2 separate regions of the Homo sapiens genome follow, and region 2 is linked to region 1. A link is an interaction called in ENCODE POLR2A ChIA-PET data of the cell type or tissue named here. Cell type or tissue: HCT116. All regions are shown on one strand. Links, peaks and the distances in the headings refer to the core of each region. The heading gives the core; the rest is flanking DNA.

Region 1 (16,616 bases), core at 1,558-4,057:
TGGGGCCTGATGGGAGGTGACTGGATCCTGGGGGCGGATTTCCTGCTGATTTCCCCGTTTGGTGCTGTTCTTGTGATAGAGTTCTCACGAGATCTGGTTGTTTAAAAGTGTGTGGCACCTCCCCACTCTCCTTCTTGCCCTTGCTCCAGCCATGTGACATGCCTGCTCCCTCTTCGCCTTCCACCATGATTGTAAGTTTCCTGAGGCCGCAGAACCGTGAGCCAGTTAAACCCCTTTTCTCTATAAATTACCCAGTCTCAGGTATTTCTCTTTTCTTTTTCTTTCTTTTTTTTTGGAGACAGAGTCTCGCTCTATGCCCCAGGCTGGAGTGCAGTAGCGTGATCTTGGCGCACTGCAACCTCCGCTGCCCGAGTTCAAGCGATTCTCATGCCTCCGTCTCCCAAGTAGTTGGGACTACAGGCGTGTGCCACCATGCCTGGTTAATTTGTGTATTTTTTATAGAGACAGGGTTTCACCATGTTGGCCAGGCTGGTCTCGAACTGACCTTAGGTGATCCGCCAGCCTCAGCCTCCCAAAGTTCTGGGATTACAGGCATGAGCCACTGCGCCAGGCCAGGTATTTCTTTATAGCTGTGCAAGAATGGACTAATATATTCCTAGAACTGGAAATTACCTATTTTCTACTTGGACGGCTTCTAGGTGTATGCATAGAAGGAGAGACGAGGCCGGGCGCGTGGCTCACGCCTGTAATCCCATCATTTTGGGAGGCCGAGGCGGATGGATCATAAGATCAGGAGTTAGAGACCAGCCTGGCCAAGATGGTGAAACCCCCGTCTCTACTAAAAATACAAAAATTAGCCGGGCTTGGGTGGCGGGCGCCTGTAATCCCAGCTACTCGGGAGGCTGAGGCAGGAGAATCGTTTGAACCCGGGAGGCGGAGGCAGTGAGCCGAGATCGTGCCCCTGCACTCCAGTCTAGGCGACAAGAGCAAGACTCTGTCTCAAAAAAAGAAAAATAAAAAAAAGGAGAGACAAAAAGGCAGCAGCTGTCTGAGAACTAAGTGCTCACACGGAACATAGGATCTCTATCCACAGAAGAAAGAGTTAGTGCAGTCAAGGCTGATGTGGGTAAAATAGTTCTCACTAATTCTGTGTACACAGAAGTAGAAGAAAATATTGCTTTTAGCCAAAGGGTTGAGAAACACGGGCGTTTCATTGGTTCAAGTCAGCTAGAAGAGGACTGACCATCAAGCTGATGGTCAGTTAAATAATATATTGGGTTGACGTCAGAATTTTTCTTATCAACCTAGGGGTATATTTTCAAAGCAATAATGGGGAATAAATTTCACAGCTCATTACTTTAGTAGAAACTGTTAGGTTATTCTCATATTTTGTGATAAAAATTTAACCTCTGCTGGGTGTGGTGGCTCACGCCTGTAATCCCAGCACTTTGGGAGGCCAAAGCAAGTGGATCACCTGAGGTCAGGAGTTCGAGACCAGCCTGACCAACATGGTGAAACCCCATCTTTATTAAAACTACAAAACTTAGCCAGGCATGGAGGCGCCTGTAATCCCAGCTATTAGGGAGGCTGAGGCAGGAGAATCACTTGAACCTGGGAGGCAGAGGTTGCAATGAGCTGAGATCGTGCCATTGCACTCCAGCTTGGGCAACAGAGTAAGACTGTCAAAAAAAAAAAAAAAATTAACCTCTACTAGTAAATAGTAAGGTCCATAATAAATGTCAAAGTTGACATACTGGTAGATTTAATCTACACTTGAGCAGAAATCGATCATTGCTAAATAGTTTCACATTTGTCAATCAGTGCAAGTTTGTAATGAAACTGCCTGTTACAACCAGCCTTTGCTGTAGCATAAACACCAGTGAGCCTGTTTGAAATAAAGTTTTTCTTCTTATTAAAAAAAAAAAAAAATCTGGAGCCTGGGCAAGGTGGCTCACCCCTGTAATCGCAACACTTTGGGAGGCTGAGGTGGGCGGATCGCCTGAGGTCAGGAGTTTGAGACCATCCTGGCCAACATGGTGAAACTCCATCTCTACTAAAAATACAAAAATTAGCCAGGCGTGGTTGTGTGTGCCTGTGGTCCCAGCTGCTCAGAAGGCTGAGGCAGGAGAATCACTTGAACCTGGGAGGTGGAGGTTGCAGTGAGCTGAGATCGTGCCACTGCACTCCAGCCTGGGTGACAGAGTGAGACCTGTCTTGAAAAAATAAATAAAATAAATAAATAAATAAATAAATAAACTGAAAAATAAAGTTAATGTTGACTATTTATGGTATGTAACATGATGTCACTGTTCTTAGTTTATATTTTATAACTCAAAAATCTCACCGTACTGGAAAGCTGTCTGTAGTGATATACTTCCCTCCTTGCTCACATTCCCAAGTTTGCACAGTGATTGATGGGAAAGGCAAAGCTGATCATAAATCATAGTTTGAACACCCCTCTAGGACCAAGACACTTTTCTCTCCCCTGGATCCGTGAGTTGCCAGTAGATGTCCTGATTTCGAAAGGGACCAGAGAAGAACTTGTGAATTAACAAGAAAAATGCATTGCACCTGGACAAACAACTCAACGCAGATGGCCTATAGAAGGGTCGGCCATGTTACGTTCCTATAGAGAGGCTAAACCATTGTTCAGAAAGCTCAGATGAACTGTTTACCATCTCCCCTGAGAATCAGACAAGAGGAAACTGGTTAAAATCACAACAGGAAGTTTACATTATAGTTTTTTAAAGTCTGCTGACAGTGAGTGGTCCTGGATAATATTATTGTGGTTCTGGGAGGATATAAATGCTTTGGTACCTATCCCCTGATGACAGAGAGGCTCTAGCACGTACATCTTGTGTGGGCTCGAAGAGTGCTTTTAAGTTCAAAACTTCAAATAGATGGAAGAGAGAGATCCAAACCTCCATGAAACCTGTTTAGGAACCTGCATCTCAGATGGAAACTCGAACGACAACAGATACCTGAATATTTGCCTAAGCAAACTTGGCTACAGCATTCTGCCCATGCTTGGTGCTGCTTCTCCAAAAGGCGACTCTGGCGTGTGTTGGGCGTTACATCATTCTCTCCTTCAGGGGCTTAAATGATGAAATATCAAGAGAGGGAATTAAATATATGGGATTGGGGGCTGTGAGACATTTAGCGACGATGACCTTACTCAAGATGACATAAGGAAGCTTATTCACCCCGCCCTTCCTTGTTTGAACAGTGACTCGGCCATGAGACTTGTTTTTAAAGCAACTAGAAATAGAATCTATCACTGTTTGCTATGATATCAAAAATGCGTGTCTTGGGCTGGGAAGTAGGAATACAACAAGGGAGTATGCTTTAAACCAGGCTGGAGTTTTGGAACATTTGCAGAAATAAATGTATATTCCAAAAGCAATGTCATCCTTTTTAGAACCCTTTCTTTGGGAAACATTAAAATACAGGACCACCCAGAATGAGCCTTGAGTACCTCGGGTTCAGAGAGCTTCCTGGGTGAACATAAAGGCTGTTGCCTCTGCCCTCAGGGCACGTCCGAGGAGGAACCCTAAATAGCTTAGGGTCCCAATCCTGTCCTTTTATTCCCATCTAATGTCAACATAAGGTAAGCATGAGGATTTCTTTTGGTATAACTGAATTACTCAGAAATCAGGAAAAACCAGTGAATCGATTAGGTATCAATTGAACTCCTGCTGCTACATATCTGTATCCAACCATGTGTAAGGCACCATGGGGGATCCAGAGGGACCCAGGACAGGATTCGTGCCTGCCTCCAAGGACTTTGATACAGCTAGAAGAGAAGAAAGGGACTTGAGCTCAGTGGCTCTGCTTGTAATCCCAGCACTTTGATAGGGTGAGGCGGGCAGATCACTAGAGGTCAGGAGTTCGAGACCAGCCTGGCCAATATGGTGAAACCCCGTCTCTACTAAAAATACAAAAATCAAAGCTGGGTGCGGTGGCTCACGCCTGTAATCCCAGCACATTGGGAGGCCAAGGCGGGTGGATCACCGAGGTCAAAAGTTCAAGACCAGGCTGGCCAACATGGTGAAACCCCATCTCTACTAAAAATACAAAAATTAGCTGGGCATGGTGGCACACACCTATAATCCCAGCTACTTGGGAGGCTAAGGCAGGAGAATCACTTGAACCTGAGAGATGGAGGTTGCAGTGAGTCAAGATCTCACCACTGCACTCCAGAGCGAGACTCCATTTCAATAAATAAATAAATAAACAAATAAATAGGCCGGGCGCGGTGGCTCACGCGTGTAATCCTAGCACTTTGGGAGGCCGAGATGGGTGGATCACGAGATCAGGAGTTTGAGGCCAGCCTGACCAACATGGTGAAATGTTGGTCTCTACTAAAAATACAAAAATTAGCCGGGCGTGGTGGCGTGCTCCTATAGTCCCAGCTATTCTTGAGGCTGAGGCAGGAGAATTGCTTGAATCCAGGAGGCGGAAGTTGCAGTGAGCAGAGATAACGCCACTGCACTCCAGCCTGAGTGACAGAGAGAGACTCTGTCTCAAAAAAAATAAAATAAAATAAAAAATAAAAAATAAGCAAATAAATAAAATAAAGAAAAAGACTTGTGAGAAAGAATCAGAAAGGAGAGAACGATGAATGGGAATATATTCTTAAGTAGCAGGAGAGCAGCGTGTCACAGGAAAATCAGACTGGCTGTAAATGTCCACGAATCTAAGGACCGTGGATGGGGGGGTCACATTGCCCGCGCAGGAGGCCACTGCAGGAATTCCAGTTTCTAGAGGTTTCTGGGAGCCTGCAGGAATGGTGAGGGACCTGGGCAAAATAGGGTTGGCTAGGAAGAAAGAGGAAGGGTAAGTTTGGGACACTGAACCCACTGATAATGGTGGGGTATGAAGGACGTGCCCTCTGCCAAGTAATCCTAAATATAGGTTTGGCATGGCCAAGCTGGAGGTGTGGATTTAGGAGTCACCATTCTGGCAGTGAAAAGTTAACATCAGGAGAATGGATGAGGACACTCAAATGAGAGCCTAAGAAGGACCCAGACATTCCTGCTTCCCTGCCTCCCTCTTCTCCCTCTCCCTCAGCCTAAACTCAGTCATCCAACAGAGATTTTATTGAGTATCTACTATATGCCAGGCAAGGTGTTAGACAAAATTGAAGAAGGAGACGGGGTGCGGTGGCTCACGCTTGTAATCCCAGCACTTTTGGGGAGGCCAGGACCAGAGGATCACTTGAGCAAAAGAGTTCGAGACCAGCCTGGGCAACATAGGAAGACTCGGTCTCTACAAATAATAAATAAATTAGCCGAGCATAGGTGCACACCTGGGGTCCCAACTACTCTGGAGGCTGAGTTGGGAGGATTGCTTGGGTCTGGGAGGTCAAGGCTGCAGTGAGCCATGACCCGCCACAGCACTTCAACCAGGGCGATAGAGCAAGACCCTGTCTCCAAAAAAAAAAAAAGATGAAGAAAGAGGAGGAGGAGTAACATGAAGATGAGAGAGAGGAAGAAGAAAGGAAGAAGGAGAGCAGGAGGGGGAGGAGGGAGCTCTTTCTTTCTTTCCTTTTTTTTTTTTTGTTTTTGAGACAAGGTCTGGCTCTATCCCCCAGGCTGGAGTGCCGTGGCAGATCATGGCTCACTGCAACCTCTGCCTCCTGGGCTAAAGCAATCCTCCCACCTCAGCCACCCAAGTAGATGAGACTACAGGTGCACACCACCACACCTGACTGGGATTATAGGCATGAGCCACTGCGTCTGGCCACTCTCTTTTTCTTTCTCTTTTCGTATCTTTTCTGCATCATTTGAGAGGGATTTGAAGGCTCTGTGGCCCTCGAGACTTCAGTGTATATTTCCTAAGAATTAAGATATTCTCAGCTGATGATTTTTTGCTCTCTAAAGAAAGAAAATATTTTTTATTAAAATATATATATATTTATATATATTTTCTCAGCTGGGTGTTGTGGCTCATGCTTGTAATTCCCAATACTGAGGCAGGAGAATTGCTTGAGGCCAGGAGTTCAAGACCAGGCTGGGCAACATGGCGAGACCCCATCTCTACAAAAATACAGAAAAATGAGCTGGGTGTGGTGGCACGTGCCTGTGGTCCCATGACTCGGGAGGCTGAAGTGGGAGGATCACTTTAGCTGGGGAGGTGGAGGTTGCAGTGAGTTGAGCACTCCAGCCTGGGCTACAGAGTGAAACGCTGTCAAAAAAAGAAAAAAGAAAAAAAAGATACTCTCTTATACATGCAGTATAATGATCAAAATCAGGAAATCCAACATAAACAGAATGCCCTTATCCAGCCCACAATCCACACTTGAATTTCATCACCCGTCCCTGCAGCTTTCCTGGCGGGCCTGGGCCCTGATCCAGGATGGCCGAGTGCTGAGTCATGCACCCCTCTTCACCCGAAGCTCCTCCGCCCACACCTTGTACAGGCGCCTTCTTATCTCCCAGGTCCGAGTCTAACCGCAGCTCCCCACCTGCTCATCCTTACGGGGGCGGAGATGCGGTCTCACAGTGCCTGGCTCTGTAACTTCAAAGCACGTGTCCACATCCTGGTCTGTCCTGTCCTCTCCACGAAAAGTGATCCCCAGGGTCAGGGTGTGCCTCGTTGCCACTGCAGGGACTGGGCATCCAGACCCTGCAGGGGGGACACTGGGATCACCATCGGCCTCTCTGCTCATGAGCTGCGTGACCTTGGGCAACTTAGCCCTTTTGTGCAGCTGTAAAATGAGGATGGTGGCTGCACCCCATCTGGAGTTTTCTGAGAGGCAAACGGGTCTGTTATGAGAATCCAATGAGTCCTTATGTGTAAAGCACTCAGGACAGTGCCGGGCACATAGAAAGTGCTCAGTAGGCCCGGCACGGTGGCTCACACCTGTAATCCCAGCACTTTGGGAGGCTGAGGTGGGTGGATAACTTGAGATCAGGAGTTCGAGAATAGCCTGGCCAACATGTCAAAACCCTGTCTCTTCTAAAAATATAAAAATTAGCCAGGCGTGGTGGCATGCACCTGTAGTCCCAGCTACTTGGGAAGGTGAGGCAGGAGAATTGCTTGAACTCAGGGGGCGAGGTTGCAGTGAGCCTAGATCACACCACTGCGCTCCAGCCTGGGTGACAAGAGTGAGACTCCATCTTTAAAAAAAACGAAAGTGCTTAGTAACCAAGAGCCCTCTCCCCCACTTTCCTCCTCCCCTTCTCCTCCTTCTTCCTCTTCCTCCTCCTTCATATTCATCCTCACCATCTAGCATAGTGCCTGGCACACAGTAGATACTCAAGGAAACCCCAGCAATCTCTTCAGCAGTGGGAGGGCACAGAAACAAGCGTGGGGAAGACGGGCAGAGCATTTAGAGCTGGGGCCATCATCTTACCAAGCCCCGCCATTCTGCACACCATGAACAATTGGAAGAGTCAAGTAATAGGGAGTTTGTGGACACAAAAGAGGAAAGAATGCGTTTCCTTTTTTTTTTTTTTTTTGAGACGGAGTCTCACACTGTCGCCCAGACTGTAGTGTAGTGTAGTGGCACGATCTCGGCTCACTGCAAGCTCCACCTCCTGGCTTCATGCCATTCTCCTGCCTCAGCCTCCCGAGTAGCTGGGACTACAGGCGCCTGCCACCACGCCCAGCTAATTTTTTGTATTTTTAGTAGAGACGGGATTTCACCATGTTAGCCAGGATGGTCTCAATCTTCTGACCTCATGATTCGCCCGCCTCGGCCTCCCAAAGTGCTGGGATTACAGGAAGAACGCGTTTTCAACCGCAGGAGATGGAAGCACCTCAACTTGATCTCATGCATATAAAGGTGTTGGAGTGCGGGCCGTGCCACGACTGGCATAGCCACACTCTGCCTGCCTGCATGTGTCCATGTCACGGAGGGAAAGGAGAGACCTTCTGGATTGATCCACAGGTTATCAGGGCAAGTTCGTCACCATCACAATCATCATGACAGCTCCCATGGATTAAACACTTCTCTGCACAAGGCTCAGTGCTGCACACTTTGCGTGATGATTTCTGTCCTTATTGTGGGATGTTCCCCCTTTGCAGGTGCGGAATCTCAGGCTCAAAGAGACTGAGGCCACACAGGTCATCAGTGGCCGAGCTGAGATTAAGCAAAGGGTCTGGCTGGGCACGGTGGCTCACGCCTGTAATCTCAGTACTTTGGGAGGCTGAGGCGGGTGGATCACCTGAGGTCAGGAGTTCGAGACCAGCCTGACCAACATGGTGAAACTCCCCCTCTACTAAAAATACAAAATTAGCTGGGTGTGGGTGGCACATGCCTGAAATCCCAGCTACTTGGGAGGTTGAGGCAGGAGAATCGATTGAACCCAGGAGGCGGAGGTTGCAGTGAGCCAAGATCGTGCCATTGCACTCCAGCCTGGGCAACAAGAGTGAAACTTGGTCTCAAAAAAACAACAACAAAAAAAAGCAAAGGGTCTGAGAAAGTGGAGGGCAGAGCCTGTGGGAGAGGAAGTGATCTTGGCCTTCCCCAGACTGGAAGTTAGAAGAGACAATGGAGAAGCAGCAATATGTTGAGCTGAATGGAGCAGGCTCAGGGCCCATGCTGAACGAGGGCTCCATTGCTGGGTCCTGTGCATAGTTTTCTGGGGAAGACAGTGGGCAGCAGCCTCGGAAGCCAAGCAGAAGACCACCCATAATAGGAGCTGGGGGATTTTGCTAGGCGGAAAATGGAAGGTGAATAAAAAGATTGGCCAACACCAGCAGCTTGAGTCTATGATGGTGGGAGGGCCGGGCCCTGCGTCTCCCCGGAGCCTTCCGTGACTTGGGAATGGAGAGGGTGTCTGGAGGGGTCCCCGGCAGGAGCTTGGTGAACATGCAGCTGGGACAGGTTGGAAAGGGCTCTGTGGTGGAGAGAGGGTCGGGTACCCAGGATGGCCTTCCACATGGTAAGTCAGCATCCCTTGTTGATTTAGGAGGGAGTTCAGGCCCTCAGTAAACTAAGAGCGGTGACGACCCAGGGAAGGAGGGCCAAGGTCAGAACCTTTGGATGTGTGCCTGCGGGGAGTGGGGAGGAGAAAGGGCCCTGGAGCAAAGGGGCCAGAGGAGCGGGAAGGTGAGCATGACCCTGCTGCGCCCAGAGGCCCCAGGAGGTAGGGGTTTGCAGAGTCAGGCAACAGGGGTTCCTGGAGGACAGGCCAGGCCACCCTGGTGATCGGGAGCCCGTGGGGGACTCCAGTTCTTTCAGTTGCCTGATGTCAAGGAATGAAGGACAGGGAGGAGGATGTCACATAGGCACTAGCTAACATTTAAAATGCAGGAAGCACAAAATGTGTCAACCAAACTGGTTTTTTCTTTCTGAGCTGTGAGGAACCGAGGCTGACCTGCCTCGGCCCAATATTACAGAGGACGGAGTGTCGGGGGTGATGGGCCTGGCTGTCCCCCGGGGTCAGGAGTGCTGACTTCATGGGATGTCGCTCGATCCCCTGGAACCAGCCTGCCTGGAAGTTATGCTCAGGGTAAACTTTTTTTTTTTTTCCTGAGTTGGGGTCTCAGTATGTTGCCCCAAATGGAGTGCAGTGGCACCATCTCTGCTCACTGCAACCTCCACCTCCCAGGCTCAAGCGATCCTCCCATCTCAGCCTCCCGAGTAGCTTGGACCACAGGTGCGCACCACCTGACCCGGCTCATTTTTTGCATCTTTAGTAGAGATAGGAGTTTTGCCATGTTACCCAGGCTGGTCTTGAACTCCTGAGCTCAAGCAATCCTCCTACCTCAGTCTCCTAAAGTGTTGAGACTACAGGTATGAGCCACTGTGCCCGGCCCAGGGTAATCTTGATTGTCACCGGGACCCAAAGGTGGAATAATAACATGGACTTCCGAGAGTCTTGACAGGCTTCGCTAATTTGAATGGAATGCAGTCACTGGATGAGGGTACAGAGAATCCCTGAGCAGAATCCTGGGTGTTTGTTTCTTTCCTGTGGTCCTGCCCTGCCCAGGCCTCTGAGAAATGCAGAGCCTTTCCTCTCCCCATCCCTCCCTCTCCCTCAGAGGTGATTTTGAAAGGTCTCAGCTTCTTATGCATACCCCTTGGGGTCAGGAGGTAAGAAGCTTTTTTATTTTAGGCCTCTGGCGGAAGATTAATGGGACTGCCCCTGGCGAGGTGGCAGAGGGCAGGTCTGGCTGAGAGCTTGTGTTCAGGGGTTTGGGGAGGGGACACCGGGAAAGGAACGAGGGCCCCACTGCACATAGCACCCTTGCTGGGAAGGGTGAGGGCTGCAGACACTTGTAAGCCTGCTTGACTTTGAGGGGGACGTCTGGGTCTTCTGGGGCCAAGTCCTTGGAGAACTCTGGAGAGGCTCTGGGACCCCCAGGGCCCACGACGACGCAGTGCTCAGCTGAGAGGCCAGGGAAAGGGAGGTGGCTGCTGTACCCTAGAAACGAGACCCCTTCCTCTGTTCCAGTCTCTCGGATGAAGAGTTGGAGGGACAAAGCTACCTTATAGTGGCTGACATTGCCTCCCACCTTGTCCTGCAGGACACCAAAGCCAGATGACCTTTGATTTAGAAGCATAATGCGACAATTCTTGCACCTGAGTGCCGTGGGACCCATTCACTCCTTCCTGGCCCCAAGCAGCTGACGCAGGAGGCCTAAGTTTTAATTGATATAGACTTGAAATATTCAAAGAGCTAAGCTATCAAATCCATCTTGTTCTCTGCATTTTTCTTATAACACAGAGTATGCCCCAGTGTTGAATAACCATGCCGGGGACAGCAGGAAAGGGACTCACGGGTTGTGAATTTACATGTGACGTCAGAAAGGCTCTGTAGACAGGAGGCGGGATGTGCGCCTGGCCAGCACCCCCCACCCCGCCTCCATGCGCAGTGATTACAGGCTGGATGGCACGTAGTGAGCCAGGCGAGGTCACCTTTGCACAAGCGGAGTGACTTTTCCCCCAATCTCATACCAGTCTGGCAGCATGTATGAAAAGAACGGTGAGAGAAGCTGTTTTATGCATTTCTAAAGGAAGCAGAGAAGTAAGAGCTTGGTATTTTTCAAATGGAACTCAAAGGTCTTTGCAGCCTGGGCTCGGCACTGGGCTGAGAGCCGTCAGAGGAGCTGCTGCAGGGGTGGCTGCCATTCCTCAACCCGATTCTATCGTTATTATTTACATTCTATGTCTTCTCTTTCAAGATTATTTTTTTGACATTTGCCTTCTGGCAGAGCTGGGACCAATGAGTGGGAGGTGGATTTTGGCGGAACACAGGAGGAATTCTCTTAGTCAGAGCCATCCAAAAATGGAAAGACCTGACTCAGAAGACAGCGTGTCCCCTGCCTGCATAAGGTCCTGGTGAGGTCCTGTCAAGGGTGCTCTGCCCTGTGCTTTGACAGGTGTGTGCGGAGATGAAAGGTAAATAGCCATTCTTGAGCGTGTCCTCTGTGCCAGACACTGTTTTAGGTACTTTTACGTGAACTAACACATTTAACCTACAAACAACCCTATGAGACAGGAACTATTATTGCCTATTATTACCCTCGTCTTACAGATGAGGAAACTGAGGCACAAAGAAGTTTAGTAACCCGCCCAGGTCACAGGGCTGGTATTCTAGGGAGGCAGGACTCAGCCCCAGGTGGCCTAGTGGCCTTGCTCCTACCTTGACCACCAGTGAAGTTGATCCTCTCATCAGCTGACCGGGCACAGTGACCAGCTGTTCTGTGCTAAAAGGAGTTTAGAAGGCAGCTGACTCAGCCCAAAATGTGGGGTTAGAAGTCAAGAAGGCTTTTAGACAGGGAACATCAGTCAACGAGTAACAGAGGCTAGGCTTGAACTCTCTGAAAGGAAGCCTGGGGGTGCCTGGCACACATCCCGTCCCGCCGCAGGCGCAGGTGGAACCAGGGAGTTTGGGGCCCGCCACTCCTGGGCTCAGCATGCAGTTAGCTCCGCACCCCCTTGCACCCCAGGTCTACGAGTTGGCTTTTTGCTTAGTTCATTCAAGTGAGTCTCCGACTTCTCCTCCAGTTTCAGGAATCTGTCCCAGATTTCTCCCTGGGCTGAGTTCTTGCCTTGGTCACCTGCCCAGGACTGCAGTTTCTCTGATACCACCTCAGGGGAGGGGCAGGACCTAGACCCTCAGAATCTGGCCTTGAAGCCTGGATACATCTGGGGAGCTGCTCACGCTTCTCAGCTGCATTTGCCTTGGTTGAGGATGGGAAGAAGATGCCTCCTTCCAAAGATTGCCGTGAAGATGGCGATGCGATAATGTGAAATCGCTGTGCGCGCGGCTGGACTCTATCAATCATGGTTGTCTTCCCACCTTTGCCACAGACTGAAGGTCCCTTCCTGAGCTCAGCCTGTTGGCATTCAGTCCCTGGGGCTGAACCTGGGCGAGCCAGGTGCCTCCTGCAAAAAGAGACAGTTCAACAAAGTGCAAGGAGGAAAGCTCTTCTGTACCACCATGCCCTGTGGAGGGTACCGTGTGCAAGGACTATCAGAGAGGTTCAGGACTGCCCTTCGGTTGAGCTCAGTGACTCTTTGTTCTTTGTTTTGTTTTGTTTAGTTTTTTGAGACAGGGTCTCACTCTTGCCCAGGCTACAGTGCAGTGGTGTGATCTCGGCTCACTGCAACCTCTGCCTCCCAGGTTCAAGCCATTCTCCTGTCTCAGTCTCCTGAGTAGCTGGGATTACAGGCATGCGCTACAACACTTGGCTAATTTTTGTATTTTTAGTAGAGACGGGGTTTCGCCATATTGACCAGGCTGGTCTCGAACTCCTGACCTCAGGTGATCCGCCCACCTCGGCCTCCCAAAGTGCTGGGATTACAGGCATGAGCCACCAGGCCTGGCCTCAGCGACTCTTTGAACCAGCGTCTGAGTCAGGAAACAAGGGTACCACTAGGCTCCAGGACCTGCTCTGTCTGTAAAATGAGAAGCAACTAGAATATCCCTAAAACTCCTCTTAGCTATAAAATGTTCTGATTCATGACCAAGGGAAGAAAGAAAATGTGTATGTAACCAAATAAAAATACTTTCTGATGTGAGCCAAGGAAGGGGACAGAAGTATTTGGCTTCCTCATTCAGCCCCACCCTATAGAAAGTTCTGGCTCTGGCATGAAGACACACTGGTCTGGTTTCCTCTCGCTTTTATTTCACAAGAGCCCCCAAATATGACATTTACGAATGCTCTGATAGTAGATCCTATTCAGGTGATTGGCCTGGAGGCTGAAACTTTACACAACAGCTTCCCCTGGGGCCTGGCAATCTTAAGGATTGGTGAAACTTTCAGCTAAGAGTAAAGAGCTTCTCACGTGGTTCTCATGGTGATGTTTTCCTTGCAACGGTTCTATAAAATGGGTTAAAATAATTTTTATGATCTTGCACTTGGGAAAACCAATAGACACAAAGGTTTAGTTATTTTTCCACAATGTGTGAATATGGGAAAAGTGGAAGAAGTTTTGATCCCAGAATTGGCTAGCTCCTTCTCAACAAGCAAACCCTGGGATCTTTTCCAATCACATCTTTGATGAGAAGAAAGTGGCTTCTTGCTCTCCAACAAATATTTGCCCCCAGATTCCTGCACCTACTGTACAATTAGAGAAAATTCCTGAGGGCTGAAGTCGAAGCTTCTGTCTTCTGTCTTCCTGTCAAGGTATCTTGGACCTCTGGCCAAACACTCAGATTAAAAGAGGAAATATCTTCATGGCTAATTTCTTTTTTTTTTTTTTTTTTTGACATGGAGTCTCACTCTACCACCAAGGCGGGAGTGCAGTGGTGTGATCTCAGCTCACTGCGACCTCCACCTCCGGGGTTCAAGCGATTCTCCTGCCTCAGCCTTTCGAGTAGCTGGGATTACAGGCGCCCGCCACCACGCCCGGCTAATTTTGTGTATTTTTAGTAGAGACGGGGTTTCACCGTGTTAGCCAGGATGGTCTCAATCTCCTGACCTCGTGATCCACCCACCTCGGCCTCCCAAAGTGCTGGGATTACAGACGTGAACCACTGTGCCCAGACTTTTTTTTTTTTGAGACAGACTCTCACTCCTGTCGCCCAGGCTGGAGTGTATTGGCGTGATCTCAGCTCACTGCAACCTCTGCCTCTGGGGTTCAAGTGATTCTCCTGCCTCGCCCTCCCAAGTAGCTGGGATTACAGGTGCACACCGCCAAACCCAGCTAATTTTTTTTGTATTTTAGTAGTGATGGGGGTGCATTTTACTGTGTTGCCCAGGTTGGTCGCGAACTCCTGAGCTCAGGCTATCGGCCAGCCTCAGCCTCCCAAAGTGCTGGCATTACAGGCGTGAGCCACCACACCCAGCTGACATTCTGAAACAGAATTTCTGAAATCCCAACTCTTCTCTACCCTAAAAGACAGTTCTGCCCAGTGGGGCCCAGTGAGTCGTCTCAGAGCATTGGGTCCTGGTATGAAACGAGACAAAGCAGCCTCTGTCACACCCTTACCATGAAGGATCGTTCATCCGATTGGAGGGCAACAGAGGGAAATGTTGACATCCTCAATTTCATCAGAATCCTTTTCCAAAGACACAAATAAGACGTCTTAAATATGGAAAATATGCATCATGATGTTGAAATCTCACAACTAAACATCATTTCCGGTCCTGTGTGTTTACTAAGTTTATATTCCCAATTTTAAAACTACCGATCAATTCTTTTTTTTTTTTTAGATGGAGTCTCACTCTGTCGTGTCGCGATCTGGGCTCACTGCAACCCAGATTCGGTTCAAGCCGATTCTCCTGCCTCAGCCTCCTGAGTAGCTGGGATTACAGGCACCCACCACCATGCCTGGCTACTTTTTGTGTTTTCAGTAGAGTTGGGGTTTCACCATATTGACTAGGCTGGTCTCAACTCCTGACCTTTTGACCCGCCTGCCTCGGCCTCCCAAAGTGCTGGATTACAGGTGTGAGCCACCATGGCCGGCCAATCAATTCTTTTTTTAAAAAATATAGATTTATTTAGAACCAGGGGAGAGAGTGAATTGCAGTCCCTAACTACCACAAATGATGCAGTTGCGTTTCCCACATTTGGAGAAATGGCCGGGGTCAGCATATCCAGAGTGCAGGGCATGAGCCTCGCCCTGGGAAACCACCTTCGTGATCCTGGTACCTCCCCTGCGGATAAGCGTTATTGACTAATGAGGTAATAATACTGTTTCTTAGAAAAGTGAAGTAAGGCTAGGCCCGGTAGCTTATGCCTGAAATGCCAGCACTTTGGAAGGCTGAGGTGGGAGGATCCCTTGAGCTCAGGAGTTTGATATCAGCCTGGGCAACAGAAGGAGACTCTGTCTCTACCAAATGAAAAAAAACAAAAAAACAGAAAGTAAGTTTAGGAAATTTTGATTATGGGTGGAAATTGTCATAAACTTGGGATGAGAGGAAGGTCTTGGACATTATAAGTGGGTCGTATTCCCCAGGCTCGGTGAGTTGGTTTTGAGGGGCCAAAGACCACATTTTCAGTTCAGAAAAGGATTTGCCTGGAGGCCATAGGATTGCAGTGTCATCTGACGAGCTCCATGCTGGGGACTTTTACAATGACCGGGGACACAGAGCAGCGTTTCTTTTCTGGTTGTCTTTAGACTTAACATAATGATCCAGAAGCAGAGACTTCTGCTGCCAATCTGTAACTTTCTTTTCTAAACATATTTCCGTGGTCTCTGGGAGAATGTTAACATAAGAGCCAGTGTGCGTGAGGCCAGGCGCGGTGGCTCACACCTGTAATCCCAGCACTTTGGGAGGCCGAGGCAGGCAGACCACTTGAACCCAGGAGTTCAAGACCAGCCTGACCAACGTGGTGAAACCCCATCTCTACTAACAATACAAAAATTAGTTGGGCTTGGTGTTTTGTGCCTGTAATCCCAGCTACTCAAGAGGCTGAGACAGGAGAATCACTTGAACCTGGAATGTGGAGGCTGCAGTGAGCCGAGATTGTGCTGCTGCATTCCAGCCTGGGCGACAAGAGCCAGACTCCATCTCAAAAAAAAAGAGCCAGTGTGCGTGAACCTCGTGCAGCTGTCAGCATGAGGTGGGCTCTGCGTCAACACAATGTTAGCTAATGCAGGACGCCATGATGAATTACATCTCATGTTTTCCATTTATCCCCCAATGATAGCAGTTTTTGTTTTTTTGTTTTTTGTTGTTTGTTGTTTTTGAGATGGAATTTCACTCTTGTCACTCAGGCTGGAGTGCAGTAGCACGATCTCTGCTCACTGCAACTGCCGCCTCCCGGATTCAAGCGATTCTCCTGCCTCAGCCTCCCAAGGAGCTGGGATTACAGGCACCCACCACCATGCCCGGCTAATTTTTGTATTTTTAGTAGAGACGGGGTTTCACCATGTTGGCCAGGCTGGTCTTGAACTCCTGACCTCAGGTGATTCACCCGCCTCAGCCTCCCAAAGTGCTGGGATTACAGGCGTGAGCCACCGCGGCTGGTCGACAATAGCAGTTTTAAAAGAGAACAAAAATTATGGCCCATTGTCACAGTGAGGGTTTTGATAGGATTTATTAGTTATAAATATTTTTGATTTGTACATCAGCTTCTTTATTCTACCCTCCCAAAGGCAGAAGGAATATTTATTAACCTCCCCTCTCATTGTCCACCAAGCCTAGGATCTGAGATGCTATGAAATTTCTCCTACAATAAATCTGGGTTATAGGATGCACCTCAAAACATAGGAACCTTTGCATCGTTTTCCACTGCCACTAATTCT
Region 2 (16,616 bases), core at 5,132-7,631, 150 kb before region 1:
TCCAGCCTGGGTGACAGAATAAGACTCTGTCTCAAAAAATAAAATAAAAAATAAAGTATCAGTGTTAGTTGAGTTTTACTGAACTATTCATATTTGCATTTTGCTTTTTTAAAAAAATTATTGAGTAGGAAAATGATTTTTAGCCATGTCACAGAACCATAAAGCTGTGAATTAGGTTTAATTTTTATTATTTTTATTTTTTGAGCCAGAGTCTCACTCTGTGCCCAGGCTGGAGTGCAGCAGTGCAAACACTCCCTGCAGCCTTGATCCTGGGCTCTAGCGATCCTCCCGCCTCAGCCTCCAGAGTAGTTGGGGCCACAGGTGTGGCCTACGTGGTGTGCCACCATGTCCCACTACTGTTTAAAAAAACTTTTTTTTTTTTTTTTTTTTGTAGAGATGGCATCTTGCCATGTCTCCCAGGCTGGTCTCGAATTCTTGGGCTCAAGGGATACTTCCGCCTTGACCTCCCAAAGTGCTGGGATTACAGGTGTGAGCCACCATGCTCGGCTGAATTAGGTTGTAAAATTAATGTATGTAGTTCATTTTCTGTACTTCTGTTAATTCTCCATTCCTACGACTGTCACACTAAACTGTTTTCTTTAAGAAGCTAGTGGGTCCTCTTCTGCTGTGTTGATTTTAGTGAGGTCCTGGAGCGAGTTTGCCTTCCAGCATCTGAAAGGGAGAAGGCACCGCTTCAGCTGGAGAGACCACTGGGGAAGCTGGGTCCCCATAGAACAAAGTATGAGTCAGGAGCAAGCAGGTGGGGGAAGCGTTCAGTGAAGAGGTGGTGAATGTAGGAATTTGTTGCATTCATGGCACATGGTAAGTCCTGTGTGCCCAGTAGAAAAACTTGTCTTACCTAAGACAAAAGTCTTTCGTAAGAGGAATCTCAAAGCACTCACTCATTTATTCAACCAGTACTGACAAACTGCACCTGCATGCCAGGCACTGTCCTACCACTCACTGAGTGTGCATTGGTGAACAAAATGGGTCTAACCCTTGCCTCTGTGAAACTTACAGTCTAATGGGGAAGAAATATGATACATAATTAGCAGATATGTAAGTGTGATGGTTAATAGCATCAACTTGATTGGATTGAAGGATACAGAGTATGGATCCTGGGTGTGTCTGTGAGGGTGTTGCCAAAGGAGATTCACATTTGAGTCAGTGGGCTGGGAAAGGCAGACCCACCGTTAATCTGGGTGAGCACAATCAAATCAGCTGCCAGCAAGGCAAGAATATAAACAGGCAGAAACATGTGAAAAGAGAGACTGGCCTAGCCTCCCAGCCTTAGTCTTTCTCCCGTGCTGGATGCTTCCTGCCCTCGAACATCGGACTCCAAGTTCTTCAGTTTTGGAACTTGGACTGGCTCTGCTTGCTCCTCAGCCTGCAGATGGCCTGTTGTGGGACCTTGTGATGATGTGAGTTAATACTTAATAAACTCCCATATATATATATATATATGTATATATATATGTATATATATATTCCATGAGTTCTGTCCCTCTAGAGTACCGTAACTAATACAGTAAGTCATTCTAAAAGTAGTGTGCTCTCAGAAAGTCCTGAAACAGAGGGCAATGGGGTGGTGGCGGGAGATGAGTTTTTAGACTGAGTGGACAGGGAAGGCAACCTTGGGGGAGATGACATGTCGAGACCTGAAGTGTGAGAAGGAGCTGTCCAGGTGAAAGCCTGGGGAAAGTACACTTTGGGTACAGAAACAGCAGGAATAAAGGCCAGAAAATAGGAGAGAACTTGGTGTGTTGGAGAAACTTGGAGGAGGTCAGTCTGAAATCACGTAGGAAGCTATTGCCTGTGTCTAAGTGAGAACTGATGGCTTGAGGGAGAGTTGTGGTACTTGGAATGGAGCAGAGCAAAAAGGTTCCACGAACACTGATCCTAGGTTTACATTTTGGATTTAGGCCGGGCGCAGTGGCTCACGCCTGTAATTCCAGCACTTTCAGAGGCTGAGGCAGGAGGATCACTTGAGGTCAGGAGTTCAAGATCAGCCTGGCCAACATGGTGAAACCCCGTCTCTACTAAAAATACAAAAATTAGCTGGGCGTGGTGGCGCCCGCCTGTAGTCCCAGCTCCCAGCTACTTGGGAGGCTGAGGTGGGAAGATCACTTGAGCCTAGAAGGTCGAGGCTGCAGTGAGTGGAGATCATGCCACTACACTTCAACCTAGGTGGTGGAGTGAGAACCTGTCTCAAAAAATTAAAATAAAATAAATAAATTTTGGATCTAGAATGGACAGGACTTAATGGTAACTTGCACATGAGAAATGAAGGAAAAATAAAATAAATGATGATTCCAGCTTTCTGGCTTAAATAACTGGGTGAACGATGGTGCAGTAGTTTACTGAGTAGGAGATGGAGGGAGCTGGGCATTGGAGTATGGGAGATGGTACCCCCTGATAAACAGGGGGGCTTATAACTTAGCTGAAGACCTAATGGCAAGAGAGATATGAAGCACAGTAAGTTTTCCAAAATGCTTCATTTCAGCAGTCCTGTGGAAAATGTGGGTAGAGATGGGCAACCTGGTTTCATACTACTCAAGAAAGCTTGTGCAGAGATCCCTGTGGTTAGTAACCTGGATTCTAGGGATGAAGGGCAGCTCACTCAGAGGCTCAGCTCTTTGGTCTTCAGCCACTGAGGTTAACAGAAACAGTGGCTGGCTGGCAGTCTTATTTTGGGAAATACAGGTTCCTATCCATGATCTGTCTCTTGGAGTCAACAACATTGCAAAAGCAACAGATATCTAATGGAGACACCACTAGAACTCAGGACTTTGGGTTTAATACTCCTTTTATAAGAAAGGATATAAATTTCAAATCATTTATGAAGGTCAGATGAATATTGATTGATCCTTGAATTAAATTTGCCAATGCATCTGGAACCATAATTTCTTTTGAGTTGTTTCTGACCTCTTCCTCAGTCCATCTAAGACTGTGGGATTAAAGTAATCTTCTTTCCAAATTATACTTTTAAAAATAATGACTGTAAATGCCTGATATCTTAAAGGTGTCAGATTTTTTTTTTTTTTTTTTTTTTTTTTTTTTTTTTTTTTTTTTTTTTTTTTTGAGATAGAGCCTTGCTCTGTCGCCCAGGCTGGAGTGCAGCGGCAATTTCAGCTGACTGCAACCTCTGCTGCCTGGGTTCAAGTGATTCTCATGCCTCAGCCTCCCGAGTAGCTGGGACTACAAGCGCCCGCTGCCACAATTGGCTAATGTTTGTATTTTCAGTAGAGACAGGGTTTCACCATGTTGGCCAGGCTGGTCTCCAATTCCTGACTTCAAGTGATCCACCTGCTTCAGCCTCCCAAAGTGCTGGGATTACAGGCTTGAGCCACCGCGCCCAGCCAGATTTTTTTTTTTTCCTAGAACAGGCGTGTGTGTGTAATTAAGACACATGACCATTCCTGTGTTGTTTTCTCTTGTAAAATAAGTGTAATTAAGTCATTAACCTTAGGGAGCTGTGATTCATAAAAACTGGGAAAAAAATGTAACAAAATCTTAGTTTTCACTGACTTAGAAATATAATAAAATCGACTTCCTATTAGTGCACACCATCCTGAGGCATCAGAAGGTACCCCAGGACATCCATGGTAACCATTACATTCATTCAACAAACATTTACTGAGTATCTTACTACATATATTTCTAATGGTTTCTACTTTTTCAAAGTAAAATCCAGAAAAATTTCTAGTCATTTGAACTTTGCTTCTATTTGAAGTTTTCTTTAATTCTTTATATGCATTTGTCCTGTCTCATTAGAGTATATGATCCTAGTGAAGATTATGATTTCTTTTGTATCTCTTATAGCACACAGCACCACTGTTGACTGTCTTGGCCATAAGCTTAAACTATAGGATGGAAAATTCAGGTGGATACAAACAGCCTAATTGATATAAAAATGGAAAAGAAGCCTCATCAGACCAAGGCTGTAGATTCTACCTCCTTAAAATTTTTCGAGAATCAAATAAACTCTTTGAACCAGTATTTTTACCAGCACTCTAAGGAAATAGGCCAGGCACAGTGGCTCACGCCTGTAATCCCAGCACTTTGGGAGGCTGAGGCAGGTGAATCACTTGAGGTCAGGAGTTCAAAACCAACCTGGCCAACATGGTGAAACCCCATATCTACTAAAAATACAAAAATTAGCTGGACATGATGGCTTGTGCCTGTAATCCCTACTCAGGAGGCCGAGGCACAAGAATCGCTTGAACCTGGGAGGTGTAGGTTGCAGTGAGCAGAGATCCCGCTGCTGCACTCAGCCTGGGCGACAGAGTGAGACTCCATCTCAAAAACAGCAAAAAACTGAGGAAGTAATCACAATACAGAAAGCTTTATACCCAAAGAGGTTCAATATGGTGTTATTCATAAGAGTGAAAAACTGGCCTGGTAGTAGGACAACTGGCCAAGTAAAATACAGACTATTCATATGCTAATGAGAATTTTATAATTAGGAGTAATATGATTATGAACATTTTGTAATTGAGAATAATGCCTAATAATAGCTAACACTTTTGTGGCATTTACTAAGAACTAGATACTGTTCTAAGGCTTGACATATATTAACTTAACTTTCACAACAACCCTACGAGGTACATCCTATCGTTGTACCCAGTTTACAAGGTGAGGTTAGGTCATGTGCTCAAAGTCACACAGCTAGGAACTAGATTCCAACCTAGGCAGTTAGTTTCCTTTTAACCACCACAAATTCTTTCATGATCATGTTCAGTGAAAAAAGTCAAACACAGTACCTGGCTGACAAAACAATCTGTACAACAAATTTCTGTGACATAAGTTTACCTATAACACAAACCTGCACATGTACCCCGAACCTAAAATAAAAGTTTTTTTAAAAAGTAGAATACAAAATTGAGTATGGAATATCTATCCTCATGTTATCAGTTAGGACTTTTTTTTAGTGACAGGAAACCCAACTCAAATTGGATAAATAAAAAAAGGAATTCAGTGGATCAGTACTGGAGAAGACTAGGATGTCGCTGCACACATTGCTTTGTTCACATGTTCAGATGACATCATGCAGGGCAAGACTTTCTCTAACTTTTGGCTTTATCCATGTTTGTGTTGACTTCATTTTGAGGTTCCTTGGTGGCATGATGGCTGCCAGCAAACCCTGGGATCATCTAATTAAAAATTTTAAAAACAACTTATTTAATAGTTTGAACAAAAACCCTGGGCCTGATTCTCACAAATCGAAACTGAAGGCCAGGGGAGTGCAATGTTCCAATTGGCCAAGCCTGAATGTGGGACCTCATTTGGAACCATGGGGGGAGAATCAAATCCATCTGAGGCTCAAGTGCAGAGGAGGACCAAGAGTAGAGGAGGACTAAGAGTAGAGGAGGTGATAGCTTCCCAGAGTAAGACTGAAGAATGGACTAGGAAAAAAAGGAAATGGATATTGTCAGCATACATCAAGTGTCCACAACAGCCATTTTCTTATGTACAGCATTTGACTCTGTTCACTTACAAATTTCTTAAAGTTTTCTGTTCTTTGACCTCGGTAACACTACACGTCACACCTTTTGATACCTCTCCTCAGTCCTGCTCGGTCATTTATTCTTCTCTTCCTTGTATGCTTAGATGTTGGCGTCTTCGAGGCTTTCTTTACTTATTCCTTAGTTTAGTCATCTCATTCTATTCCTGAGCTTTTATTATGATGTCTATGTAAATTACACCAAAATCTAATTGTAGTCCCATTTTCTCTCCTGGCCTGTAGTCCCTTTTTTTTTTTTCTCCTGGCCTTTAATCCCATATTTTTAATTTCTTACCAGTGCATCTCTCCTGGATATTTGTTGCAGACTGGCTTCTTGGCAAGCAGTCTTTGAGATGGAGATGAACATGGAGGACATTTATTAGAGTGTTGAAGGAAGGGTGAGGAAAAAGAATTGGGCAGAGGGAGAAGTTAAGTTGTGATCCATGTACGACATAGGCCTTAGCTAACTACATGCAAAGCTCTGGAACAGGATTGACCCTTTGGAGTTGTCCTAACTTGGGCAAGAGAGCTGGACCTTTTTTCCTCTAACTCTTATTGGTCAGTCATTGATATGGCTTGCCTTTGGAAGGAAGAGTAAGCTTGGAAAAGGCAGTTTTCTTCAGCTGAGTCACTCTCCAAACAGGGTTGACAGCTAAGGGCCATGTTCTGGCAGCATTCCCAGGAGCTTGAGGAATAAGGCTTTTCATAACTCATTGGGGATCTGGGTAGCTCATCATGGAAACTTCCTTTTGTTCTCTCTGTTGTTAGTTTATCCTTCCTCACTCCATTTTCCTAGTAGTTTTGTTGATGTTTCTACTTTGATATTTTGAGGCTATATTATTCAGAGCATACATGTTTAGAATTGTTAAATCTGTCTGATAAATCCAACATTTTGTTAATTTGTAGTAAGCCTCTATCTCTAGTAATAATTTTTGCATTAAAGTCTATTTTGTTTGATACTTCTTTTCTTTACTTTCTTTCTTTCTTTTTTTGTTTTGTCTTGTTTTGTTTTGGGACAAAGTCTCACTCTGTGGCTTAGGCTGGACTGCAGTGGCATGATCTTAGCTCACTGTAACCTATACCTCCTGGGTTTAAGCGATTCTTGTGTCTCAGCCATCTGAGTATCTGGGATTACAGGTGTGTGCCACCATGCCCAGCTAATTTTTTGTATTTTTAGTAGAGACAGAGTTTTGCCATGTTGGCCAGGCTGGTCTCAAACTCCTGGTCTTGAGTGATCTGCTTGCCTCAGCCTCCCAAAGTGATGGGATTATAGGCGTGAGAGACCACGCCTGGCCTGTTTGATATTTCTGGAGTCACAATGGCTTTCTTTTGGTTAGTACTTTGGTGTATTTTTTTCTAAAATTTTCTTTTTACTCTTTGGGTGTCCTTAAGTTTTTGGTCTGTTTTATAAACAGCGCAGAGCTGGATTAAAAAAATCTTTGTCTTCCATTGGTGAGTGTAGTTCACTTATAATTATTATGATTACTGATATATTTTACTGATAATTTCAATCATTTATACCATGCTATTTTGAACTGTCTATTTGTCTTGATTTTAAGGGTTTTTCTTTCTCATTTCTTGCATCTTTTCTTTACTCGTTGCATTTTTTTCTCATCTCATGCTCCCAATTTGGAAGTTATACCCTCTATTTCTCTTTTTTGGTGGTTACCTAGAAATTGTGAAATGCTTAACATAGCAAAGTCTAAAGCTAGTATCTTTACTCTCCTGAAAAATACAAGAAACACTTAAGAACATGTTAATTCACATCACTGCCTCCTAATTTTCATGTTCTTCCACCTCCCAATTTTCATGTTTTTGTCCAGAATTTAAACTTCTGTTTTTTTTTTTTGTTTGTTTTGTTTTTTTTTGAGATGGAGTCTTGCTCTGTCACCAGGCTGGAGTGCAGTGGCGAGATCTTGGCTCACTGCAACCTCTGCCTCCTGGGTTCAAGTGATTCTCCTGCCTCAGCCTCCCTAGAAGCTGGGACTACAAGTGTGCACCACCACCACGCCCAGCTAATTTTTATATTTTTAGTAGAGACGGAGTTTCGTTGTTTCTTTCCCTTTCTTTTTTCTCCTGCTATAACTTTGATTAGATAAGTATTAGATCTTTTTACTCTGTCCTTGGTGTCTTTTAACTCTTTTGTATTTTCTATTTCTTTCTCTTTTTGTGCTACATTTTGTATAGTTTCTTCAAATCTATTTTCCAGTTTGCTATTGCTCTCTTCAGCTATATCTGCTACTTAACATCAATTGGCTTTATAATGTGAGTTATTATATTTGTCATTTTTAGATGTATTTTTTTCAAATGCACCTAAAAATAATCACATATCAAAAATAATCAAATACATCTTGATTATTTTTGATAATTTTTTCCTTCTCTGATACTTTATTTCTTTAATTACTGTAAACAAAATTTTTTATTTTTATAGATTAAGGGGTACAAGAGCAGCTTTCTTACATGGATATATTGTGTAACAGTGATGTCTGGGCTTTTAGTGTACCCATCACCTGAAGAGTAAAATATTGTACCAATAGGTAAATAGTGAAAATTATCATTAGGTAATTTTTTATCCCTCACCCACCCCTCTCGTCTTCTTATCTTTGGAGTCTCCAGTGTCTATTATTCCCCTCTGTATGTCCATGTGTAGCCTTTATAGTAAACCTTATATTTTATATTTGTTATCTAATAATTCCAACATCTGAGGTCTTTGTGGGTTTACTTAGGCAGTTTGTTTATTCTGCTTAGTTTTACTTTCAGTAAACGTCATTCTCAGCAGTGTTTCCTCATGCGTTTTGTGCTTTTTGATTCAAAGCTTATATTCTTTGGGACTTTATTTGTGAGAAGTCAAGGATTGGAGTTGGTTTATGCTAGACACCTAGAGCCACTTTTAGCCAGATCACTTCAATAAACTAAATTTTTGGCTAGAAGTGTTTTTTGGGCCAGCACACAGGTATCTCTCTCTCTCTCTCTCTCTCTCTCTCTCTCTCTCTCTCTCTCTGTTTTTTGAGTTCGAGTTTTGCTGTTGTTGCCCAGGCTTGAGTGCAGTGGCGTGATCTTGGCTCACTGCAACCTCCGCCTCCTGGGTTCAAGCGATTTTCCTGCCTCAGCCTCCTGAGTAGCTGGAATTACAGGTGCTCACCACCATGCCTGGGCAATTTTTTGTACTTTTAATAGAGACGGGGTTTCACCGTGTTGGCCAGGCTGGTCTCAAACTCCTGACCTTAGGTGATCCACCTGCCTTGGCCTCCCAAAGTGCTGGAATTATAGGTGTGAACCACTGCGCCTGGCCCAGATATCTCATTACTGTGTAAGGATGAACTTTTGGTGAAGAATTCTCAGGGAAACTTTTTTCTTTCTATCACAGCCAAGACATGAGTAAGCAAGTATTCCCTCTATCCCCTTCTTCAGGGCAAACATTTTCTAGGGTCCCAACTTTATGCAGCCTTTCTTTTGGCATCCCACTCGATTAGGTCCCAGGCTTTGTCTCCCAAATCCCACAAACTCAACCTACTAAAACTCAAGGCTAAGCATCAGCAAACTTTTTCTGTCAGGGGCCAGATGTAAACGTTGTAGGCTTTGTGGGCCATATGGTTTCTCTCACAACTACTCATCTCTGTGGTTGTAATATGAAAGCAGCCATAGACAATACATAAATTAATAGGAGTGGTTGTGTTCCAATAAAACTTTATTTACAACAATGTGTGACAAGCTGGATGTGGCCCACAGTTTGCTGACTCCTGCTCTAGGCCATCGGGAATTGGCAGATGCCCTCAGGGAAGATGCCAACTTCATCATTTTCTTGCCCAGTTGGTGTCATGCTTTCTCTCTCTGTCATGCCTCTGAGGATTTCACTTACTATTTTGTCAGTTCAGTCATACCTTTATAAAGATTTAAAAAATATTTTGCTTGCAGTGTTGAAGTATTCCATACCAGGAGGGTTTCTATGGATATCACCAGGCAGGAGTGCAGTGGCAGGATCTTGGCTTACTGCAAACTCCGCCTCCTGGGTTCAAGCGATTCTCCTGCCTCAGCCTCCTGAGTAGCTGGGATTACAGGTGTGTGCCACCATGCCCAGCTAATTTTTGTATTTTTAGTAGAGACAGGGTTTCACCATGTTGACCAGGATGGTCTCGATCACTTGACCTCGTGATCCACCCACCTCGGCCTCCCAAAGTGCTGGGATTACAGGCATGAGCCACTATGCCCGGCCGGAGTTACCAGTTTTTGAGAGGAAGACCACAAAGGTAAAATTCCATTTTCATGACATCGTATCATGGATAAATGCAGTAACATGATTTATCACCATTGATGTTGACCTTGATCACCTTGCTGAGAAATACGTAGCCTTCTAAGGCCTACATAAACATAATCAGTGATGTTCAGGTCAACTATTCTGAACAAAATTTGAAGGGTTGAGTCATTGAATCACCATGAAATCTACAACAGAAAACTGTCATATTCATTGCAATTCATGAACCCAAATACATATATTGATGGGACTTCTTTAAGCATAAGTTTAATTTGGTATAGTGTGAGAGCCGGACGTGGTGGTGTACACCTGTAGTCCCAGCTACTTGTGAGGTTGATGTGGGAAGATTGCTTGAGCTCGGGAATCCAAGGCTGTAGCACACCATGATGGAGGCTGTGAATAGCCACTGCACTCCTGCCAGGGCAACATAATGAGACACCCATCTCTAAAAAACGATACAAGTATGCAGTGTGTTTTTGGTGATGCTGTGAACTAGAAATTAATGTTAGAACAGAGTCTTTTCCTTTTTTATCTTTCTGTTGCCCAAGCTGGAGTGCAATGGCGCGATCTCAGCTCACTGCAACCTCTGCCTCCCAGGTACAAGCGATTCTCCTGTCTCAGCCGTCCAAGTAGCTCAGATCGCAGGCATGCGCCACCACACCTGGCTATTTTTTTTTTGTATTTAGTAGAGGCAGGGTTTCACCATATTAGTCAGGCTGGTCGTAAACTCCTGACCTCAGGTGATCCACCTGCCTCAGCCTCCCAAAGTGCTGGGATTACAGGCGTGAGCCACTGCACCCAGCCTAGAACAGAGTCTTAAGATCTGTTCTTTAATGCAGGCTGAGGCAGGCGGATCATGAGGTCAGGAGATCAAGACCATCCTGGCTAACACTATGAAACCCCGTCTCTACTAAAAATACAAAAAATTAGCCAGGTGTGGTGGCGGGCGCCTGTAGTCCCAGCTACTCGGGAGGCTGAGGCAGGAGAATGGCGTGAATCCGGGAGGCGGAGCTTGCAGTGAGCTGAGATCGCGCCACTGTACTCCAGCCTGGGCGACAGAGCGGGACTCCATCTCAGGAAAAAAAAAAAAATCTGTTCTTTAAAAGTTTTGGCATATTATTCTGACTGCAAAAATTTTTGCATGTATGCATGCGGAGGTGAGAACATCTATATGTATCCATATGTCAGATATAGTCCTTGATTTTCTAGAATTGTTTTGCAAAGGAACACATCTTCTCTAGAAATGATTTAGCTGTCCGATGACACTGATTCTTGTTTCCATTCACTGAATAAGCCTTTTGAATGTTTGAACGGTTAAATTTTCCGCAACCTATTTAATCTTTTCCAGCAGCCAATAAAAAAGTTTAGTAAAATGAGGCCAGGCGCAGTGGCTCACGCCTGTAATCTCAGCACTTTGGGAGGCCGAGGCAGGCGGATCACCTGAGGTCGGGAGTTCAAGACCAGCCTGACCAAGATGGAGAAACTCCGTCTCTACTAAAAACAGAAAATTAGCTGGGAGTAGTGGCACATGCCTATAATCCCAGCTACTTGGGAGGCTGAGGCAGGAGAATCGCTAGAACCCGGGAGGCGGAGGTTGCGGTGAGCTGAGATCGCGCCATTGCACTCCAGCCTGGGCAATAAGAGCGAAACTCTGTCTCAAAAAAAAAAAAAAAAAGAAAGTTTAGTAAAGTGAATCTGAATGATTTATTTGTACAGAAAGAATGAATTTCCTCTTAGTCATACATCCGACACCCACACGATACCTTGTCATTTTCAGAAGAAATCTGATGCCCAATTAGTGTGTTTTAATTTAGCCAGTGATTTTCCATCTGGCTCTAATGTGTATTCTGGAGGGTGGACTAATATGGAGTTCAATGGTTTGTTAGGTTTTGAGATGGAGTTATTGGCTACAAAGAACATTTCACAGAAGCAGGACTTCATAGATTCTGAGTTTTTCCCCTTGTTTTGGTTAGTTGCAGGATGAATGGGGACAGAAGAAGCAGATGCTACTTATTTTGCGATTACATGCCTTAATATAAATAGTTTAAAATGAGGAAAAACCTTTACAAAAATAGATGACAGAGCAAACTGTTTTCTTGTCTAGCGAAATTTCTGGCAAATAGGTAAATGCTTTGTTATTCTAGGATATAAGTCACAGATTTTAGATAAGCATATTTTGCACAAATAACAAGTTCTCTTTTTAAAAGTTTTAGGCCGGGCGTGGTGGCGCATGCCTGTAATGCCAGCACTTTGGGCGGCCGAGGTGGGCGGATCACTTGAGGCCAGGAGTTGAGACTATCCTGGCCAACATGGTGAAACCCCGTTTCTACTAAAAATACAAAAATTAGCAGTATGGTGGCGCACTCACGTAGTCCCAGCTACTCGGGAGGCTGAGCAAAAGAATTGCTTGAACCCAGGAGATGAAGGTTGCAGTGAGCCGAGATCGCGCCATTGCACTGCAGCCTGGGTGACACAGAGACTGTCTCAAACAAGAAACAAAAAACAAAAAACAAACAAAAAAAAGTTTTGTCATTTTTGCAGATACATACACAGAGAGAGAGAGAAAGAGATCGATCTTGTCAACTTTTAAGACTTCCCTGTGTTGAGTACATTCATATACTAATATTGAAATTAATGATTAAATTCAACCCACAGAAAAATCTAAGACTAAATAAGCCTATTATAAAATTGAAGTTTTCAGTAAGGGTGTTGATTCCTATTATAAAAATAGAGGAGATTCCAGAAGTAAGGGCTCCTGGACAAAATATTCTGTTTTCCATTTTGTGGAATGGATTGTTTCAGTCCATTTCCAACAGGTTCGCATTCTGTTTTCATGTTAGGTTTTCTGACCTTCAGTGGTTTTGTTTTCATGTACTTGAGCATATGGTCCCAGACAGCTGACATTGTTCATGTCCTTTACTTCCCTAAGAATTACACAACCTTCCCAGGCTTTCTCATCTCCAGCAGTTTTGTCACATTGCTGAGTAACGTCCACCCTTGGTAATCTCTTAACATTATTTCCATTCTGTATGTAGACAACAAATTAGCATTTATGACCTAGGTTTTCTGTTTTTCATGAAGGTATCAGACAATCTCAAATGTCTGTGGAATGTTACGCTTGACTAGGAAGGTGTAAATTGTTTCTTTTGATAGTTCTTAATTTCAAATGATTATGAATTCATTATTTTTAATGAGAGAAAGGTGATTGTATACCTGCAAAACTTTTAAACATCGACCTTTGGTAAAACACAATTCCAATTGTGTTTAATCATGACTACTTAGATACAACTGAACAAGCCCCAGGCACAGAAGTTACGACTAAAACATTCAGCCCTTCCAGGAACAGAACCAGAAATTTCTCCATATGTCTGTAGACGCTGAACTTCAGGATGTCTGTGAATATTTTCTGTGTTCCACTGTCCCCTCAAGTTTGTTTCCCAGCCATGGAAAATGCCCATGAGAAAGAGTTGTGCAATTGCTAACTGTTAGTCACTTTATATTTCCTGTATCCCCTATTTAATTTCCCTGGTAGCTGGCAATAACATCTAGGATTTAAGTTGCTGAAGGGTATTTGGGAAAACCCACATAAATGTCTAAGATGAGGTTTGGCAAGCAATGAATCTTGGTGACATAACAATATTATAACTAGAGATTTCATCAGACAGAGGAGACAGGAAATCCCTGACACTGCCAAACACCCACTTAAACTCATTTGAGTCCGAGGACCATCGTTTGTTAAAAATGGATTTTACACAGTTTTTAATTTGATGAGGCTGCTGAAATAAAAATTTGGACCTGAATTTTAGATGCAATGAGATTTCTCAAAGGGACTTTGGGAAAAAAGAAAAGAAAGAAAAGAAAAAAAGAACTTATGTAAAGTTCCCGTAAGGAGAGCAACAGCTGCTATGGAATAGCCAAGCCCTGCTCCACCAGGAAGGGGCCTGAGCTTTGGCAAGGATACACTTAGCCTGACCAATCCAGAGACTCAGCCTCCACTACCAGTGGGATGACGGATTTCCCAGTCGTACTTTTCTCACACCCAAGAACCTAATGGACATAATTTTAAGTTTAAGGCAGCATTATCTATGGGCACAAAAATAATTAGAAAGGATAAATAAGATCTAGTACTTGATAGCACAACAGGGTGACTACAGTCAATAATAATTTAATTCTACAGTTTAAAATAACTAAAGACCCCCTCCCATGCCATTACCTTCAGACTTCTCAACCCCTCCCTGCAAAAAAGAAAAAATAATAACTAAAAGAGTATAATTGGATTGTTTGTAACACAAAGGATAAACGCTTGAGGTGATGAATACCTCATTTACCCTGATGTGATTATTACACACTGTAGGCCTGTACCAAAATTTTTCATGTACCCCATAAATATATATACCTACTATGTACCCACAAAAATTAAAAATTAAAAAAATACAGCAGTATCTAAATGGAGGTATTATAGTTATCTTTTCCACTGTGAATTCACTGGTCTGAATTTTATCCCAGCCTAGATATTGTTTAATAGTTTGTAAGTTTTAACTGCTTCAAGGTAATTTTTGTTCATGTTTTGTTTTCACTGTAGTCTTGCTCAACACATATGATCAGATTCTGTTCTAGAATTTGTTAACTTTTTATTAGAGGGGCATGTACACTTGAAATCTATTGTCCTATTCTTTACTTTTCTCAAGCTATGCCTGCCAATTCTTTTTTGTTTGTTTGATTTTTTTTGTTTGTTTGTTTTTATTATACTTTAAGTTCTAGGGTACATGTGCACAATGTGCAGGTTTGTTACCTATGTATACGTGTGCCATGTTGGTGTGCTGCACCCATTAACTCGTCATTTACATTAGGTATATCTCCTAATGCTATCCCTCCCCCCTTCCCCCACCCCATGACAGGCCCCGGTGTGTGATGTTCCCCACCCTGTGTCCAAGTGTTCTCATTGTTCAGTTCCCACCTATGAGTGGGAACATGCGGCGTTTGGTTTTCTGTCCTTGTGATAGTTTGCTCAGAATGATGTTTTCCAGCTTCATCCATGTCCCTACAAAGGACATGAACTCATCCTTTTTTATGGCTGCATAGTATTCCATGGTGTATATGTGCCACATTTTCTTAATTGAGTCTATCATTGATGGACATTTGGGTTGGTTCCAAGTCTTTGCTATTGTGAATAGTGCCACAATAAACATACGTGTGCATGTATCTTTATAGCAGCATGATTTATAATCCTTTGAGTATATACCCAGTAATGGGATGGCTGGGTCAAATGGTATTTCCAGTTCTAGATCCTTGAGGTATCGCCACACTGTCTTCCACAGTGGTTGAACTAGTTTACAGTCCCACCAACAGTGTAAAAGTGTTCCTATTTCTCCACATCCTCTCCGGCACCTAGTTTCCTGACTTTTTAATGATCGCCATTCTAACTGGTGTGAGATGGTATCTCATTGTGGTTTTGATTTGCATTTCTCTGATGTATGCCTGCCAATTCTGTTGTACTTATTGTATCATCCTGGCTAGCTACTTTCTTTGTCAAATTCTTTGATATTTAATTCTATCACTTTGATAAGTATTGAGGTCATCCATTACCATGATATATGTCTATTTATTCCATTTCCACTATTTCAGAGATTTTTATTATATGAATTGGATCATGAATTGAGTGTTACATTTGTATGATTTAATATTTTACCATTATTTGGCAATTTTATCTGCTGATGCTCCTTGCTATGGGCTTTGATTTAATCTCATACCACAGCGATCAGTTCTGCTCCTCCTCAGTTTGCACGATACCTTAGCCTGAAGACCATCATCTTACTTCAAAGGTTGGCATCTGTTTGTGTTTTCATAACTCCTGTAGACAGCAGATGACTGGGTTTTGCTGTATAGTGAGGTCTAGTGTATTTGTTCATAGTGTTATATGTAACTTATCTCCACATTTACATCTTTAGCCCCACTCCCTGGACTCCAGGTCTTGGATGTCTAATAGGTATCTGTATTAGAGATTTCTCTTTTTTTTTTTCTTTTTTTTTGAGATGGAATCTTGCTCAGTCAGCCAAGCTGGAGTGCAGTGGCACGATTTCGACTCACTGCAACCTCTGCCTCCTGGGTTCAAGCGATTCTACTGCCTCAGCCTCCCAGGCAGCTGGGATTACAGGCATGCCCCCACCATGCACAGCTAATTTTTGTATTTTTAGTAGAGATGGGGTTTCGCCATGTTGGCTGGGCGGGTCTTGAACTCCTGACCTCAGGTGGTCCTCCCACCTCGGCCTCCCAAATTGCTGGGGTTATAGGCGTGAGCCACCTTGCCCTGCCTAGACATTTCTTGTATTGATTTCTTAGGGCTGCTTTAAGAATGTACCACAGGCCAGGCGTGGTGGCTCACATGTGTAATCCTAGCACTTTGGGAGGCCGAGGTGGGCGGATCACAAAGTCAGGAGTTCGAGACTGGCCTGGGCAATATGGTGAAACCCCGTCTCCATTAAAAATACAAAAATTAGCGGGCGTGGTGGCACGTGCTTGTAGTTCCAGCTACTCAGGAGGCTGAGGCAGAGGAATTGCTTGAACCTGGGAGGCAGAGGTTGCAGTGAGTCAAGACTGCGCCACTGCACTCCAGCCTGGACAACAGAGTGAGACTCCATTGCAAACAAACAAACAAACAAACAAACAAACCATAAAAAGAATGTACCACAAATTGGGTGGCTTTAAACAACAGAAATTTATTCTTTCACAGCTTTGGAGGCCCGAAGTCCAAGATCAAGGTGTCACCAGGGCCATGCTGCACTCTGGGTGGAATCCTTCCTGGCCTCTTCTGGCTTCTGGCTGTGGCTGGCAATCTTGGCATTCCTTCACTTGCAGCTGCAC

What was found. Peaks named below come from ENCODE experiments on the same cell type or tissue, not always from the same donor. Only the 100,000 strongest peaks of a DNase experiment are listed, where the experiment ranks them.
Region 2: POLR2A ChIA-PET joins it to region 1 with 32 read pairs; 6 of 35 experiments call an interaction of 5 or more read pairs at or near these places.

What each region holds. Positions count from the first base shown.
Region 1 is chr1:8,191,563-8,208,178 of GRCh38, forward strand. It overlaps the pseudogene EIF2S3P1 and the pseudogene RNU1-7P. Among named protein-coding and RNA genes, the nearest start is that of LINC01714, 8.8 kb to the right of the region's middle. In HCT116, for the core only: no CTCF peak of the experiment used is centred there; a DNase peak (open chromatin) is centred at 3,099; H3K4me3 peaks cover 422 bases; H3K27ac peaks cover 2,500 bases.
Region 2 is chr1:8,034,638-8,051,253 of GRCh38, forward strand. The region is part of intron 2 of ERRFI1-DT (ERRFI1 divergent transcript); the gene reads left to right. Among named protein-coding and RNA genes, the nearest start is that of ERRFI1-DT, 16 kb to the left of the region's middle. RefSeq lists a silencer at 5,972-6,266 and an enhancer at 11,150-12,349. In HCT116, for the core only: no CTCF peak of the experiment used is centred there; a DNase peak (open chromatin) is centred at 6,164; H3K27ac peaks cover 2,500 bases.